2 separate regions of the Homo sapiens genome follow, and region 2 is linked to region 1. Evidence: chromatin loops called from intact Hi-C (ENCODE). Cell type or tissue: psoas muscle. All regions are shown on one strand.

The links. A loop is a pair of places that touch in the nucleus more often than their neighbours do. Peaks named below come from ENCODE experiments on the same cell type or tissue, not always from the same donor. Only the 100,000 strongest peaks of a DNase experiment are listed, where the experiment ranks them.
Region 2: a loop joins it to region 1, with 2.7 times the contacts of the local background. A loop is called at or near these places in 2 of 110 quality-filtered maps.

What each region holds. Positions count from the first base shown.
Region 1 is chr2:47,010,429-47,018,428 of GRCh38, forward strand. TTC7A (tetratricopeptide repeat domain 7A) reads left to right here. Exons shown (of 20, transcript NM_020458.4): 11 at 903-1,007. Among named protein-coding and RNA genes, the nearest start is that of TTC7A, 73 kb to the left of the region's middle. In psoas muscle, a CTCF peak has its summit at 5,001 (motif pointing right); DNase peaks (open chromatin) are centred at 4,424 and 6,323; H3K27ac peaks cover 4,383 bases.
Region 2 is chr2:47,221,737-47,229,736 of GRCh38, forward strand. The region is part of intron 3 of EPCAM-DT (EPCAM divergent transcript); the gene reads right to left. LOC124907763 (a long non-coding RNA gene) reads left to right here and starts at 5,181. Exons shown (of 2, transcript XR_007086311.1): 1 at 5,181-5,278. In psoas muscle, no CTCF peak of the experiment used is centred here; a DNase peak (open chromatin) is centred at 3,915; H3K27ac peaks cover 3,572 bases.

The DNA.
Region 1 (8,000 bases):
AAGTGTTTGCTGCTGCTGTTCTTCTCATTACTGTTATTGGTAACATTCGTGTCTGGCTGTGGCTGCCCCGCCCCGCCCAGCCCTCCTTCACACTTGGCCGTCCTCAGCAGGTCCAGTCTGAGTCCCTGAAGCCTGGGGGGATCCTCAGATTACTGTCTGGAGGTTCTCTCCGGCTCTGCCAGTTTAGAATATCTCCCCTTCCTCTCTGCCAGCCTTTATACGACCCCCAACCCCGCCATTGGCCATGCCTCCAGAGTCCTTATTTATTTGTTTGTTTGTTTGTTTGTTTGAGACACAGTCTCACTGTGTCACCCAGGCTGGAGTGCGGTGGCACAATCTCGGCTCACTGCAACTTCCACCTCTTGGGTTCAAGCGATTCTCGTGTCTCAGCCTCCTGAGTCGTTGGGACTATGGACACACGCCTCCACACCTGGCTAATTTTTGTATTTTTAGTAGAGACGGGGTTTCACCAAGTTGGCCAGGCTGGTCTCGAACTCCTGAGTTCAAGTGATCTGCCTGCCTCGGTCTCCCAAAGTGCTGGGATTGCAGGCGTGAGCCACCGTGCCCAGCCCTCATTTAGAGAGCCCCTTTCTACCTCTAAAATTTCTGTGCTTGAAATTTGAATTCCTTGGGGAGACCTTCCATTCGTTTTCATGTTAGCTGTCATCATGTTACCTAAAGAGCAAGGGTCACAGCCTCTAATCTTCAGATGAGGAAACTGAGGCCCAGGGAGGGATTTGCCTGCCGACACTGCCTAGGCTTCTCTGCCCTGGACCTCTTCCTGGCTCCTGAGAGCAAAGGGATACAGAGCAAGGCTTGGTTGTTTGGGAAGCTCGCCCCACTGTGGGCCCTTGAGATCCAGGACTGTGAGTGACAGTGTTTCCTGCTCTTTTTTTCTGCAGTCAGCCTACGCTGTGTCCCTGCTGCGGGAGTGTGTGAAGTTGCGGCCCTCGGACCCCACCGTGCCCCTGATGGCCGCGAAGGTCTGCATCGGGTCCCTTCGCTGGGTGAGTGAGCTGTGAGGGCAGGTCCCAGAGGCCTCCTGTGGGGAGGGTGGCAGCAGCTGGCTGTGCACGTCTTGACGTGTATGTGTGGGTGCATGCCGAAGGTGGAAAGGATGGGAGCTACCAGGCAGATGGGCCTGGGCAGGGAGAAAGTCTCTGAGGAGCTGCCAGCCTCCAATGGCAGGGTCCCCTGACTCAGGATGGTGTCTGGTTTGGCAGTTCAGCCTTGAACTGTGGCCTCCAGAGAGTGAAACATAAGGAAGTAGAGGTGTTCCCCACCTGCCCAGCAGCAGAGTAGTAGGTAAGACCTTGAGTCACCTGGACCAGCCTCATCATTTCTGAGGCTTCAGATGACCTTAGCATCCAATCTGCAAGGGCCTGCAAGGCGCGATTCTGGGGGCAGAGCTGCTCTTGGCGGAATGGGAAGTTGGTCTTTTCTGTCAGCCCCTCTCCTTCCTCTTGGCTCCAGCCCTCCAGGGCCCTGCCCTGTGCTCCGCTGCCTGCTTACTGCTCTCTGCAGAAGCAGCTGAACTGTTAGGAGGCTATGGCTCCAGGTCTGCTCTTTCCCCAGTTCGAGGCCTTTAACCCCCCAGTTGGGGGTTGCAGGCTCCTGAAGACTCCCATGAGATCAGCAGCTTGGAGTAGTGAAGGAGAACAGTGCCAGGAGCCCAGGTCCCCCGCCTTGCTGTAGTCCTCCTGCCCTGGGCCTACTCGGATGCTGCTCCAGGCCTATGGGGGCTCTTGGGCCACGGCACTGGGCCCCAGCAATGGGGCCTCTGTGCAGGTATCTCTTCCGACTGGGGGCCCACTTCTGGATAATCTTTGCTTTCTTCAGTCCCAATCAGCTTGCTGATGTCAGCCTCCTATTTCTACCCTCTCAAGCAACACAGAGCAAGCGCATTCTCCCTCCCACATGATGGATATCAGGCCCTTCTCCACCCACATCTCCCCAGTTCCTTCATCTGCTCTCCAGGCCCAGGGTCTCCTAAAGTGGGCACTTCCCCTGGAGATGGCCTCCCTGTCTTCCAGTTGGCCTGACACCTTCGGCCACCCCCTCACCATTGTGTGCCCAGCTTGTTTTAAGGCAGTGGGGGCCAGGCTCTGGGTGCATGCAGCAGGAGCTTCATAATTAGCAGCCTTTACAACTCTTCTTGCCACTTTCCCTCCTGTACACAAACAAATCATGGATTCTGGGGAGGGAGGCAATGAGCTTTCCACAAATTCCATGTTCCAACCTTTCTTCCCTGGGATTGGAAACTGGCCCCATCCCTCTGCTGGGTCCCCGCCTCATCATCGCAGCAGGGCTTGCCTTCTCTCTGCTCCAGGGAGTCAGTCCTCCCAAGCACAAAGAGGCTGGGTGAAAAGAGCACCTTTCCCCTTTTCCACCTGGTTCTCAGATCCCTGTGTCTGAAGTGCCCCATCCCCTCTGTGGCTGATCAGGAGGAAGGGAAAGTGTGGCATCTGGCTCGTGTTCTTTATGCTGTCATTTAGGCTGGGGAGAATTACGTGAGATCAGTCCTGTAATGGGCTCTGGGCTTTGGAAGGAGCAGTGTAATGAGGTAGTTAAGAGTTTCACTGCCCACCCACTGGGTACCCTAGAGTAAGGCACCTAACCTCACTGTGCCTCAGTTTTCTCATCTGTAAAATGGAAACAGTAAGTCTCCTCGGGTGGGACATAAATGACCAAGTAGGGAGAGGGCTGGACGGGTCAGGGAGGCATCATGGAGGAGGCAGCCTCAGACTGAACTGAGAGGGCAAGGGAGGATACAGGAGGGCCAAAACCAGGCCCTTGCATCACAGCTTGCTTTCCCCCACCTCATGAGTATCAGGGAACCCTTGGTTCCCAGGTCTTTTGGGGAAGACAGTTGGCACCCAGAGGTAGGGCGACCTTGTGAGCAAGCACTTCAGATACAGGTGGCCCATGGGTGCTGAGCACGTGCAGCAGAGGGTGGAGATATGAGCCAGAGTGTGCAGAGCAGGTGGGCTCCCCGACCCCAACTCAGGCCGCTGCTTGCTCCTAGGGCTTCTGAGAGGGGCCTCAAGCTCATCTCTGAGATGAAACCCAAAATACCCATCTCTGAGGGGGTGTAGCGGGGGAGGGCATCTGTGCCCCTCAAGGCTGCCAGCTCTGAGGTAGCTGTGGGTCCACCCAGCCAACGGCCGCCCTTGCCAGGAAGCCCTAAATTTAGGTCTTCCCACCATGCAGGAGCTGTTTCCCTCAGCAGCATAATTACAGTAATTATGTGCATTCAGATTACATGGTAATAAAATTAGGATCAAATCAGTCCAAATTGAAATCAGATGAGTTAGGAGCAAAGTAATCAATGACAACATAAATAGAAAAGCCCAAAAGGAAACTTAAACATGCAGACTTGTCATCAGAATCGAGGAGAAGGGTGAGCTGTTTAACTTCAGCTGAGCAGCATATTTGGGTTCAGGGGCTAGTTTGAGCCAGGGTTTAAATCAGGCACAGGCCAGAGTGATGTCCCATGGGTGGCCCGAGAGTGGGCTCCTGGCAACCTTCCCTGATCTGGAAGCTTCACCCCCTGCACCTCCTACCTGTCTTGGATACAGATCACATCACATTGTGATCATCTGTGTTTCTTGAGTGCAGGAATTATCTGTCTCTTCTTTGAAACCCCAGCCCAGGGTTCAATGCCTGGTGCTCGCTGGATGGATCCTTCTTGCCGATGGACACATTCACTTGGCAATGAATTCTGTCTTATGTGGTGCATGACTTCCCAACTAGGTGGGGAACTTGCTCACTTGCCATGTCTTGCACTCTGACCCCCTCTCCCCCACAGGAAGCCTACATATAGTAGGTGCTATACTAGTAACTGACGAAGCGACACACATCCCAACCTGCCAGGAAGGGACCAGATGAGGGATCTGTATTTGGTTTGGGGGTTCTCCCAGCACTCTGCACCTAATTCTTGCTCCCTAGGTGGCACTGTAAAGAGAGCAGGCTGTGGGATATCCAAGGGTTCTGAGAAGGGAGGCAACAAGCTCCCCACAAATTTCGTGTTTGAGCCCCTTTTTCTCAAGGACTGGAAACTGGCCCCATCCTTCTGCTGGGTTCCTGCCTCACCATCCCTAGTTCTACAGGGAGGCCCAGAGTGGGTCAGCCCTGTACTCTCTGTTCCTGAGGCTCACAGTGAAAAGAATGGGTCTGCCTGGCAGGCAGGGGGTGTTCGTGCATGAGACAGGGCACAGATCCCAAAAGGCGGCTCACACCCCCTTCGTCTCCTGCCTTCGCAGTTATTCTGGCTCACGTCAGCCCCCAGCAGGCCCAGCCAAGCCCCATGAGCAGGGGACAGAAATCTGGGGGTGGTCAATTTGGCCTGGGTTGCAGAAAGGGAGGCTGAAACTAGGACATTTGGAAAACGAGTTGTGCTGGGTGAAGCTGGACTGGGTGGCCATGTGCCCAGAGGCGGAGCACCTGCTCTTCCCACATCCTGTCCTCATGCCCAGAGCCACTGTTGGACACCCCATACCGGGTCTGGGTCTGAGAGCAAGGTTGTGTCTTGGGGATTGTGGCAGGCAGAGGGACGTGCATGGTCACGTGCTGGCTGGCTGATTCGGGGGTTTGCACCAGGGTGGGAGTAGCTGAGCAGGTTTGGGTTTGGAATGGGAGAGCACTGACCCTGGGGCTTATCTTGAAGTTCCCCTTGGTGAGGGAGGGCTTCCCAGGCTCTGACTCAGTGACGCCAGCACTGAAATCAGAGAGGCCTGCATGGCAGCCTTCTGCCTTGGCATGCCCAGCCTCCTGCCAGGGTCCCTATTTTTGCAGCAGAAGGAAAGAGAGATGTAAATATTTTTTTGTATCCCTCCAATTATTTAAAATTCATTTAACTTAAAAAGTTGAAACCTTTACAGGAGGCAAAGAGGAAAGGCTATGCATGTGTGGTGTCACACAGACAGCAGAGGAGTTGCAAAATGGAAACAGGGCATGCTTATCTTTGGAAAGGTCTCTGATGCCATCTCTCACCTCCTTCCTGAGGAGGGCAGCAGGGGGTAGTGGAAAAGTGCATAGGCTTTGGAGGCAGAGATGGTAGAGTTCAAATTTCTGCCTACCCATGTACTCCCACTTACTAGCTGTGTGACTTTGAGGGAGTAATTTACCCTGTCTGTGCCTCGGTTTCCTCATCTGTAGCCTGGAAACAATCATGTCCGCCATTATGGGGTAGCTGTGAATATCAGAGATGACATGAAGAGTGCCCCTGCTTAGCACACTGCGGGTACCTGCATGGTTGCTATCACCGTTACAGCCCCTTGAAAATAGCAGGCACACAAAAAGGATGCGCCTTGATGTTTTTGACTTCATTTTTCAAATTCAGGGGTGGGCAGAGCCAGGAAGATGGATTAAGTGTTGATGAGGCAGGGGAGAAAGAATGCCAGCCCTCCTGCCACCAGCTTGTAGAAATTGGAAAGAGTGCCTACTACTCCTCCCAGGGAGAAAAAAAGGGGATTTTTCAGTAGAGCAGCTAACAGCAGGTTCCGGGCTCGTGGGAAGGAACTAAGGAGAAACTGGAGGTGCTGTTAAAAACTCTGCGGGCTCAGAAACGAACTTTCTGTAGTTCCCAGAAAGAGAGGAACGAGGGTGAAGATTCCGAGGGCAAACCTTTTTGGCTCACTGCAAGGTGAGGTAACCCTTGAAATGGAAGGCAGTCCTGGGCATTAGCAGAGTGTGTGAGCAAGAAGCCAGTCTGTGTAGGGACCAAATTCGAAACACTGGAGAGACAGAGGAACTTGTAAAGTCACAGGAAATTTTCCCTTACTTATGTAACACAAAAACAAAGGATCAAAACATTATGTCCTTCAATGCATCCTTTTCCAAAGGGTCAGAGAGGAGAAAAATGAAACCCTCCAGAGGGTAGCTGTGAATCAGCATCAGGAGACTGGGGTTGGAAACAGTTCTGCTACTTCCTAGACAGGTGACCTTGGATAGGTCGCTTCAGCTCAGCTCCCTGTGCCCTCAGCGCCTTCTGCTGTGAAACACCAATGCCATCAGGTAGCTGTGGTGCTGTGAAAATGCCAGGGGAGCCCCTAATCACTCTAGAATTGCAGAGGACTAGGCAGGGAAAGATCTTCACCTGGGTTTTAGTGGCAAGGTTCCATGGCTGCCCTAGATAAACAAGGCATTCAAGAGCAGTGTATCACTGGGAGAAGGAAGGTTGAAGAGAACTCTGGAAACTCACCCTAGAAGTATTTTGATGAGCAAGGAAAGCCCGGTGCTGTAACCTGAGCTTGCTGCAGAAGCAGCAGCCTGGACTACAGAGCCACCAGCTGTTAACTTGGAGGCCACAAGGAGGAAGTGTCTGGAAAGGGCACATGAGGTGCTAGGCAGGGAGGAAGACGTCTGGAGTAGAGCAGAAGGGCAGGCGCTGGGCCAGTCTGCAGCCATCTGATTAGAGCAATTTTTCCAGATCGCAGGTGGGGCCCATTAGTGGGCTGTGAAATAGAACTCTTAAAAAAAAAATTTGAGGCCGGGCAAGGTGGCTCACACCTGTAATCCCAGCACCTTGGGAGGCCGAGGTGGGTGGATCACCCGAGGTCAGGAGTTCGAGACCAGCCTGGCTAACATGGTGAAACCCCATCTCTACTAAAAATAACAAAAATTAGCCAGGCATGGTGGCGGGCACCTGTAATCCCAGTGACTCGGAAGGCTGAGGCAGGAAAATCGCTTCAACCCAGGAGTCGGAGGTTGCAGTGAGTCAAGATCATGCCACTGCACTCCAGCCTGGGCAACAAGAGCGACACTCTGTCTCAAAAAAAAAAAAAAAAAAAAAAAAAAAATTTGAGACTGGGGTGGTAGGTCATGCCTATCATCTCAACATTTTGGGAGGCTAAGTGGGAAGGGTCGCTTGAGCCCAGGAGTTCCAGACAAGCCTGGACCACATAGTGAGACCCACCCTGCCTCATCTCTACAAAAAATAAAAATAAAAAGGTAAAAAGTCAGCCTGGTGCAATGGTGCGTGCCTGTGGTCCCAACTACTTGGGAGGCTGAGGTGGGAGGATCGCTTGAGCCCAGGAGGTCAAGGCTGCAGTGAGCTATGGTCATGCCACTGCACTCCAGCCTGGGTTACAGAGCGAGACCCCATCTCAAAAATAAAATAATCAAAACCTTGAAATAGACTGTAGATTATCAGAGAATAAGATAGGAAATACTCCAGTGTATTACCCACAGTGGGGTGAGTGGACCCTGGATAGGGGATGGAAAGCTCGACCAGCTCAGCATAGTGGACTGTGCGGGCCTGCGGAGGTGCCAACTTATGCTCATGTAGAGTCACTCCTCTGTGGCTAAGGATCTGGCTGAGAGACAAAAGGCAGGCAGTAATGTCTACTCTCTGGATTCCAGAGGGTCTTTGATGCCACTTCCCAATTTGTCATGTAGCTATGAGGAACCAGGACTATACTCAGATGACACTTGCCATCAGAGACTTAGGCTGAGATATTTTTAAAACCATGGAAGATTAATTGTATAATACATATACAAAATATGGATATATATATATTAGTATATATGAGTAGTTGTAATTGATATACATATATATATGAACCTGGCTAGCTGCAGTGGCTCACTCCTGTAATCCCAGCACTTTGGGAGGCCAAAGCAGGTGGATCACTTGAGGTCAGGAGTTTGAGACCAGCCTGGCCAACATGGTGAAACCCCATCTCTACAAACAATACAAAAATTAGCCGGGCATGGTGGCACACACTGGTAATCCCAGCTACTCAGGAGGCTGAGACACAAGAATCACTTGAACCTGGGAGGCAGAGGTTGCAGTGAGCCAAGATCGCACCACTGTACTCCAACCTAGTGGGTGACAGAGTGAGAGTCCGTCTCAGAAAAAAAAAAAAAAAAGCTGGCCAGGCACAGTGGCTCACACCTGTAATCCCAACGCTTTTGGAGGCCAATGCAGGTGGATCACCTGAGCTCAGGAGTTCGAGACCACCCAGGGCAACATGGTGAAACCCTGTCTCTGCTAAAAATAT
Region 2 (8,000 bases), 210 kb after region 1:
GATTTTCCTTCAAAGCATCTAAAAGCAAATAGTTAACACTTTGACGAATATTTTTTAAGTGCCAGGCACTAATCTAAGCGCTATACATGTAATGCATAGTGTGGCAAGTTGTACTTTCTGCAGATGGCTGCCATGATATTTCCCATCCTACATGCTCTTCCTGAACCATGATGTTGACACTCCACCCATCGAGTGGTGGGGTCTATGTTCCCTCTTTTTTAACCTGGGTTGGGCTTTGTGACTGCATTGGCCAACAGAATACATCAAAAGTGAAGCTATGTGACTTCCAAGGCTAGATCATAAACATGCCACACACTTCTGCCTAGCTTGCTTTTAGAAACTAGCCTCCATGCTGGGAGAAAGCACAAGTCGCATAGAAAGACCACATTGTAGATATTTTGGCTGACAGCCAGCATCCACCACCACACATGTGAGTGAGCAAGGCTTCGAGATGATTCTGGCTCTAGCCCCAGCCATTGTCTGACTGCCATGGCATGAGAAACGCTGAACAAGAACCACCTCCTCGGGTCCAGTCAATCCCCATTAAATGATTGTTGTTTTAAGCCACCAAATTTTGAGATGATTTTTTATACAGCAATAAATAACCAGGACACACGGTTACTTCAATGATTATTTGATTGCCTACATCCCCCTACCAAAGTGTAAGCTGAAAGAAAGTGGAAACTGAGTTTGTCTTATTTACAGCTGTGTCCCTAGGATCTAGTTCGAGTAGATTTCTGTTAAGATTTTGTTAAATGAGGCCGGGCATGGTGGCTCACATCTGTAATCTCAGCACTTTGGGAGGCCAAGGTGGGTGGACTGCCTGAGCTCAGGAGTTTGCGACCAGCCTTGGCAACATGGTGAAACCCCATCTCTACTAAAAATACAAAAATTAACTGGGCGTGGTGGCTCACACTTGTAGTCCCAGCTACTCGGGAGGCTGAGAAAGGAGAATTCCTTGAACCCGGGAAGCAGAGGTTACAGTGAGCCGAGATCGCGCCACTGCACTCCAGCCTGGGCTACAGAGCAAGACTCCGTCTCAAAAAAAAAAAAAAAAGAATTTGTTAAATGAATGAACATGGCATTGCTCTTATGAGGTGCTGGATGAGGTCAGTAAGGCAGGCATTCTTATTTTGTAGATAAGGTAAACTAAGCCCAGAGAGGTTAAGTGACTTGTCTGAAGTCACACATCCAATAGCTGTCAGAGGTAGCTTAATACCGCCACTGTGGGGATTAAGTTTCAACAGGAATTTTGGAGTGGACACATTCAAACCATAGCATGGTCCGAAGCAACAGGCTAACCATGAGGAGAAGTTGGCCCCAGGAATAGATCTCTGTTCCCAGAGCAAACTCTTTTAAGGCGAAGGCAGCTGCAACACTGATGAGAGAAGATGACATGACTCCTCCTGTCTTGGAAACAGACTGCAGACCAGCAGAGGGGAGAAATGTTCCCCATGTTCTCCTTTATCCCCTTTCTTCCAGCCTTCCCAAATTTGACAGTCCATTTTCTTACCAATGGAGGGAAAAATGATAACTAAGATTTCTCTTGAATCTTGGCAACAGAGCTCAGGCTTTTATTAGCATGCAGTAAAAATGACATTAACCTCAATAACAAATAAATTAAATCCTGGTTGGCTCAGAGTTTAACATCTTGGCCTTTCTAAGTTAACTTACCAAGTGATTTACTTCCTTAGTGCCTTTAACCCGATATCCTCAGTAGCTGGCCTTCTTGTGGATGCCACTTATCTTACCTTACAGCTGTGTGTCCCTAGGACACACAGTAGATCCTTGGGATACAAATCCCAGACAAACCTGAAAATGAGCTTTCGAAACAAGCCATAAGGAGTAAATGTGGCCGGGTGCGGTGGCTTACGCCTGTAATCCCAGCAATTTGGGAGGCCAAGGCAGGAGGATCTTTTGAACCTAGGAGTTCGAGACCAGCTTGGACAACATGGTGAAACCCTGTCTCTACAAAAAATTTAAAAAATTAGGCAGGCATAGTGGCATGCACTTGGAATCCCAGCTACTCAGGAGGCTGGCGGGGGAGGATCACCTGAGCCCAAGAGGTTAAGGCTGCAGCAAGCCATGGTGCTGCCACTGCACTCCAGCCTGGGCGACAGAGGGGGATCCTGTTTAAAAAAATTTAAAAAGTAAACATGTTTTAGACATGTTTTAGAGGCAGCTCGGGAGATAAGGGCCCTGAAGTAAGCAGAAGAGTGGCAGGCCAGCCCTGATTGTGAGTGTGTACCAGTTCTCTAAATTACTGGAAGCCTAAATTTCCCCATCTGTCCAAAAGGGAATAGTGTCACATTAGCATGCAGGACTTCTCCCTAAAAATAAAATTCTATACTAGAACATTTAACTTTACTCCATAAGTACTTACTACTTTCCGTGAACACATTGAGGTGACAGAGCCCCAGTGGAATGCAAAATATAGCCTCTGTTCTAAGGACTTCCCCTCTACTAAGGGAGATAAGAGTTACACATATAGAACAGCAGCCCATGGAGATGGCTTCATCAACCATCCCCTTCCCTTTAGTCTGATTTTATTTTTTATAGTAACTGCTGTGGTTAGGATGTGGGTGAGGGACTTAAAAATATTAGGGGAATGGAGAAAATGAAGGAAAGGAGAACAAAGAATAAAGGAAAAAAATGAAATTGGTTCCTACATGTAGTCCAAGAGTTTCCTGGTATTCTGAGGAAATGGAGGTTCTCCTCCCACCAGTACTATACCTTGAACTTACTGGGGTCCTCCAGGCTGACCGAGACTCCCCGGCCACCAAACCCAGGACGGAAGCTGCAGAACTGAACCTGATAAGTCAGTCCAAAACAGCCCATGGAGGGCGGTTTATATGAATTTGTAAGTGAATCACCCGGCTCCTCTCCCCATCTCCTGTAGCATCCCAGCCTCGAGGCTGGATCGTGCATCAAGGTTTGGCCAGGGCAGGTGACGCAAAGGCTATAAGAGTCTTGCTGCTCCTCTCCTAGCTTCTGGGACCACTTACTGACTGATACAATATTAGAGATCAAAATGCCTCCCCCAAGGAACACCCCACTCTAATATGACTGTCATTGGATTCCAGCCTCCTTTGGGCATTACCTTTTGTTTCAGCCTTTCATAAGTGATGACAGAGATTTGGGTTCACATAACCCCTGTTTTGAGGAAACATTTATCAAGCACTTACTATGTGCTTGAAAGAACACACTGTTCTAAGTTCTTTACATGAATTATCTCGATGCCATAACTGCTATTATTATCTCCATGTTACAGATGAGGAAGCTAAAAAATTCTAGTGCAGTTGCTATCTATAGCGAAATGCTCCAAAGAGATGTTTTGAAGACTGTTGAAGGAATTGAGGAGATTGGAAGGCCAAGATCTGAACAAATGTTTGGCCACACAGTAAATACATGGCAAGCTGGCAGGATGTCCTTTTTGTCTAGCTAAAGAGAAAGTGACCCAAGGGAGGGGCTATCCAGAAAGAATATTGGATTGGGAGTTGTGGAACGTGGGACACAAGGTCTGAACTTATCACTGATCAATAGACCTTGACCAATTACCTCTCTGGGCCTAGGTTTCCTATCAGTGAAATAGGGGTTAGGGGGCTGGCTCTGGACACCCAAGCAGCTTGACACATATTTACCGTATGGCCAAACACTTGCTCAGGTCTTGCCCTTCCAATCTTTGCAACTCCTTCAGTGGTCTTAGGGACGCTGCTTTAGAGAGTAACCGTACCAGAAATGTTCAGTTTCGTCATCTGCAGTAGGGGTCAGAGTAATGACCTAAGGTTCAATGAGGCCACTAGTTACTGGCCCTGGGTTCTGCAGAGCAGCTGGCGGTGGCATTCCTGGGAAATGAGCTGGCGGTTGCCACAGTTGGGCTCTTTCCCTGAACAGCTGGTGTGGAGAGCAAAGAGGGGGTGGGGGACAGGATAACCTCTGAGTCTCTGGCCAACTGCAATGTCTATTAAGGGCGGCCCAGTTGGCTGCTAGCCAATAACCCATGCCTGTGTGCTTTGCAAGTTGTAGTCTCTCCTTTTGAAGGTCTCTCTCCAGAAGATGAGGAAGGAATTTGTCTCAGTCCACTTCCACACCTGTCCACCTGAGCTGGGCGTTAGCCTGAGCCTTTGCCTCTGTATGGATCCCGTGAGTATCCTCCTTCCCAAGGCCAATGTGTGGCCCCTCACATGGGTTCCAGGACCACAATGCTTTCTTGAGCAGGCTTTGGGTGGTGATGGTGGGTGGTGGTCTCAGGGAAGATCACACTCCCTTTCTTCACACTCTGTTCCAAGCACAGATACGGGATCTCTTGTTTTTCCAAGATTGTAAGGTTAACACCTTCAAGGCTGAAGTTATTGGGGCTGGCAAAAGAGAGTTATAATTACAGAAAAAAAAAAAAAACCAGTTAAGTTGGAGGCTGCCTATGAACTCTCCTGGAGTCCACTGGCCCATGGCCTGGGGTGCCCTGCTTGCCTTTTCCCTCCAGGCCTGTCAGGCCTGCCATTTAATGGCAGAGCTCACTTAACTTCCACAGAGAGGAAGGCCTTCAGCCAGATCTCTCCTCTCTGGCGTCCAGGTCCCAACTTTCTATTTACCCAAGAGATAAGAGGAAGTCTCCCCTCTTCTCAGGTGACTGGGGTAGCTCTGTCTGCCACTAACCACATGACAGTCATTTATATTAGCATACAGAGCCATTTATTTCCTCTTGTCTCAACCTGTCCATTCCAGAATCAGCTCTGAGCCTTTCCTCTGCATAACGAAAAAGCCCAGTGTTTTTCCCAAAACAAAAAGCAGTCTTTTCCCTTAGGTGGATTGTCCCGCTTCCTCTTGCTAAACAATAAACAGCTGAAGCTTTGGAATTGCTGTGTGCCTTGCTTCAAGCCTTCAAGCTTGCAAGGATATCAGGGTCTGACATGAGAGCACCCCACCATATAAGTAATAATCAGACATGTACAACCATATGTGAGCCAGTCACAGATGGAGGCAGAAGGTGCCAGTCAGCCTTCAGAAGCAGGTCCTTCCAAGAGTCAAGGTTTTAAACTAAGCATACAATTAGAACGGCCTTCCAGTCTTTAGTACATGACTTCATCAGTCAGCAAGACCAAATTACCCCTGTGTTTATTTAGAAAAAAAAAAAAAGGCAATGACCTATGAATAAACAGCACTTGACATTGAAAATTGCTACATTAAATACCCAGCTCCTCTGCGCGATTACAGCAGCCTCCGGAGCTCTCCCAAATTGTCACCTAGGATGAATATGACAGCAAACAATGCTTTAAAAGTAAGTAATCTGCTCTATAATTATTTTAGTGGCTGCAGCCGCCAACCGGCAGGATCACTTATGAAAAAGGATGCAGTCGTTCCTTATTAAAAATGCATGAATATACAGTCTCTTGATTGTGGAAATAATCAGCAGACTATCTAATGTAACAAGACTTAGCCACAGAAGAATTAATTAGGGTGAAATTGATTAAGGAGAAGAGGGTAAAAATCTATCTGTGATGATTCAGGCTCCAATTAAACTCAAGCATTAATTCTCATATTCTTTTCAAATTAAGAGCCTCATCTAAATGCTCCTCATTAATATTCCAATATATCCCACCCTCCTTTAACCAGAGAGAAATGCAGACATTTCTAATGAAAGCAAAAGATCTCGTTCTTGTCGACTCTAAAGCTTCTTCTGTCTTAAGAATTTCAGGAGATTGGAGTTTTTTTAATTATTTTAAATAAAAGATGGGAGGGGGTGGGTCGTGAAACCACCAAATTCATTCTGGTCTTGAGCGCTGAAGATTTTGTTCCGAGATTTCTCAAAAGCTAAAGGAAGCATGCAACACAAATAATTATGTGACAGCCTCTTGAATTCTCTTTGTCTCGTGGTAACCTGCTCCAGTACAGATAAGAGAAGCTTGAAGGGGTCATATATTCCATCCCTTGCCTTGAGACAGAGCTGTACCAAACCAGAGACCCATATGTAATTATCTACCATCTCCTGAGAGGCCTCTGGGGACAAGGACTCCACTCCCTTGGTAACAGGATGGAGATCAGGCAGCTAATATATTCCCAGCTCAGAGCTCTTCCTCCCCCTCCTCCTTCTGCAGCCATTTGAAAGATGGGAGGAGAAGCTTCCCCACACCATTGATTTTTCTTTCACTTTTCTTCCATTAGGAGCCCACTGTGGTTTCTGGCTCTTTGTGTCCGGACTGTCCTTATAATTCACAGGTCACTGACCTTTCTTTGTTCCTCCAATGACTGCTATCTTTGTAGCTCTTCTTCCATCTGCTGCCTTGGGTTTTCTCCCGTGGATGTTAAGGTTGGGTACTTCCTTTGTCCGAGCGAGGACAGGCAGCTCATGGCCAAGAAGCATCCCCAGGGCTGGAGCCTCCTCTCCTCGGAATGCTCCCATCCAGCACTAGAGTGTCCAGAATCACCAGCCTTATCAGCGAAATGCGGGGAGATAGGAGTAAAGAAGCAATTCCAAGCCCTTTGTTTTGCCTTGTATTATCTTGTTTTCTCTTTACCACCCTGAGAGTGGTCATGGTTCCTATTTTACTGGGGAGTCTGAGCTGTTCACAGAGGCCTTCAAGCAGGACTATGAGAACAGGAAGCAGAATTTAGTCTGCCTTGGGGAGTCCAGCCAGGCCATCCCCAAAGATTTATCAGGCAGCCGCCAGAGGAGAGGGCACTCCAGGCAGAGGGAACTGCAGTAGGGGATCTGGGAACAGCATGAATGTGGCAGCTTCATCTTCTTGAGCCTACAAGGGATGTCCCATTTACATTTATGAGAAAATATCCATGGTGTCCCCTCTCCACACAGCCCTACTTGCTGGCCTCAACTGCTTCAAGCATAGGTGGGCAGATGTCTGCGGAGGGAGAATCTGGGGTAGATAGGCCACCATGGAGTTGTGGGACTAAAATCACTGAGAGCCTCAGGAAGGAGTCCAGGCATTCCCATCCTCCCTTAAGCTGCATCCTTCAGGGGTGCAGCCGTATGACTCTACGTCCTGCTCTACCGCCTGCACCTCTATCCCCATGTTCACCACACATGACTTTGAATGATAAGGGAGGAATATGGAGAGGCGACAGAGGCCGGTCTCTTCTTTCAGGAAGCTCCTTCACTTCCATGTAAATTTATGGATGCAAATTGTTATGTGGGGGCAGAGACCCTGAAGCAGCCAAGCCCCAAATGCAAATAATTATGGTGGCGGGGGCGGGGTGGTCGCCCAAACTCCACCCATCCACTGAGCCTAGGATCCCAGCCTCAACCAAAATGTCCCATGCCCTTCACACACGGCCATGGCCAATCCTCTTCTTCTCTTTCCCTCCCGCCCTTTTTCACCCAATTTGTCTCCCATCTGTTCCTCAATTCAGTTATTAGCAAATTGGTTCTCAGGATCTACCTGGGACTTTAATTGTGTCTTTGGTACTAAGGAGGGTGCAAGAGAGAAACATGTGATTCCTGCCCTAGAGGATGTCACAGGTTGCAAGAGAATGCCATTAACTCAATCAAAGCAAGTGAAAAACCACAATGAATAGTATATCATAAAGTATTAAACTGCATGCCACCAATTTAATGTTGAATGAAATCAGAGAAAGGAAGGAACCCCTGGGAGGGAGGCTGGGGTGATCAGAAAGTCTGCTGGGAGCAGATGGGACTTGAATTAGGTCTTGAAGCTGAGTTGGCATCACGTGGATTAAGGAGAGATAGGAAAGATGCCAGTGAAGGGCAGGCCTGAGCAGACACAAGCTAGAAGGCACATTAAGGAACCCTTCAGCCTGGCTGGAGGGGAAGGTACTTGTTGAGGAGTAAGGAAAGCCAAACTTTGCAAGACCTCGAACGCTAGGTTTAGGAATTAGGATTTTAGTCTAGACTGTTGCTTCCAAAACTTTAGTGTGCTGCAGAGGAATGCTGGTTAAAATGAAGGTTCCCAGCTGGGAGCAGTGGCTCACACCTGTAATCCCAGCACTTTGGTTTTTATATTTTTTTGAGACGGAGTTTCACTCTT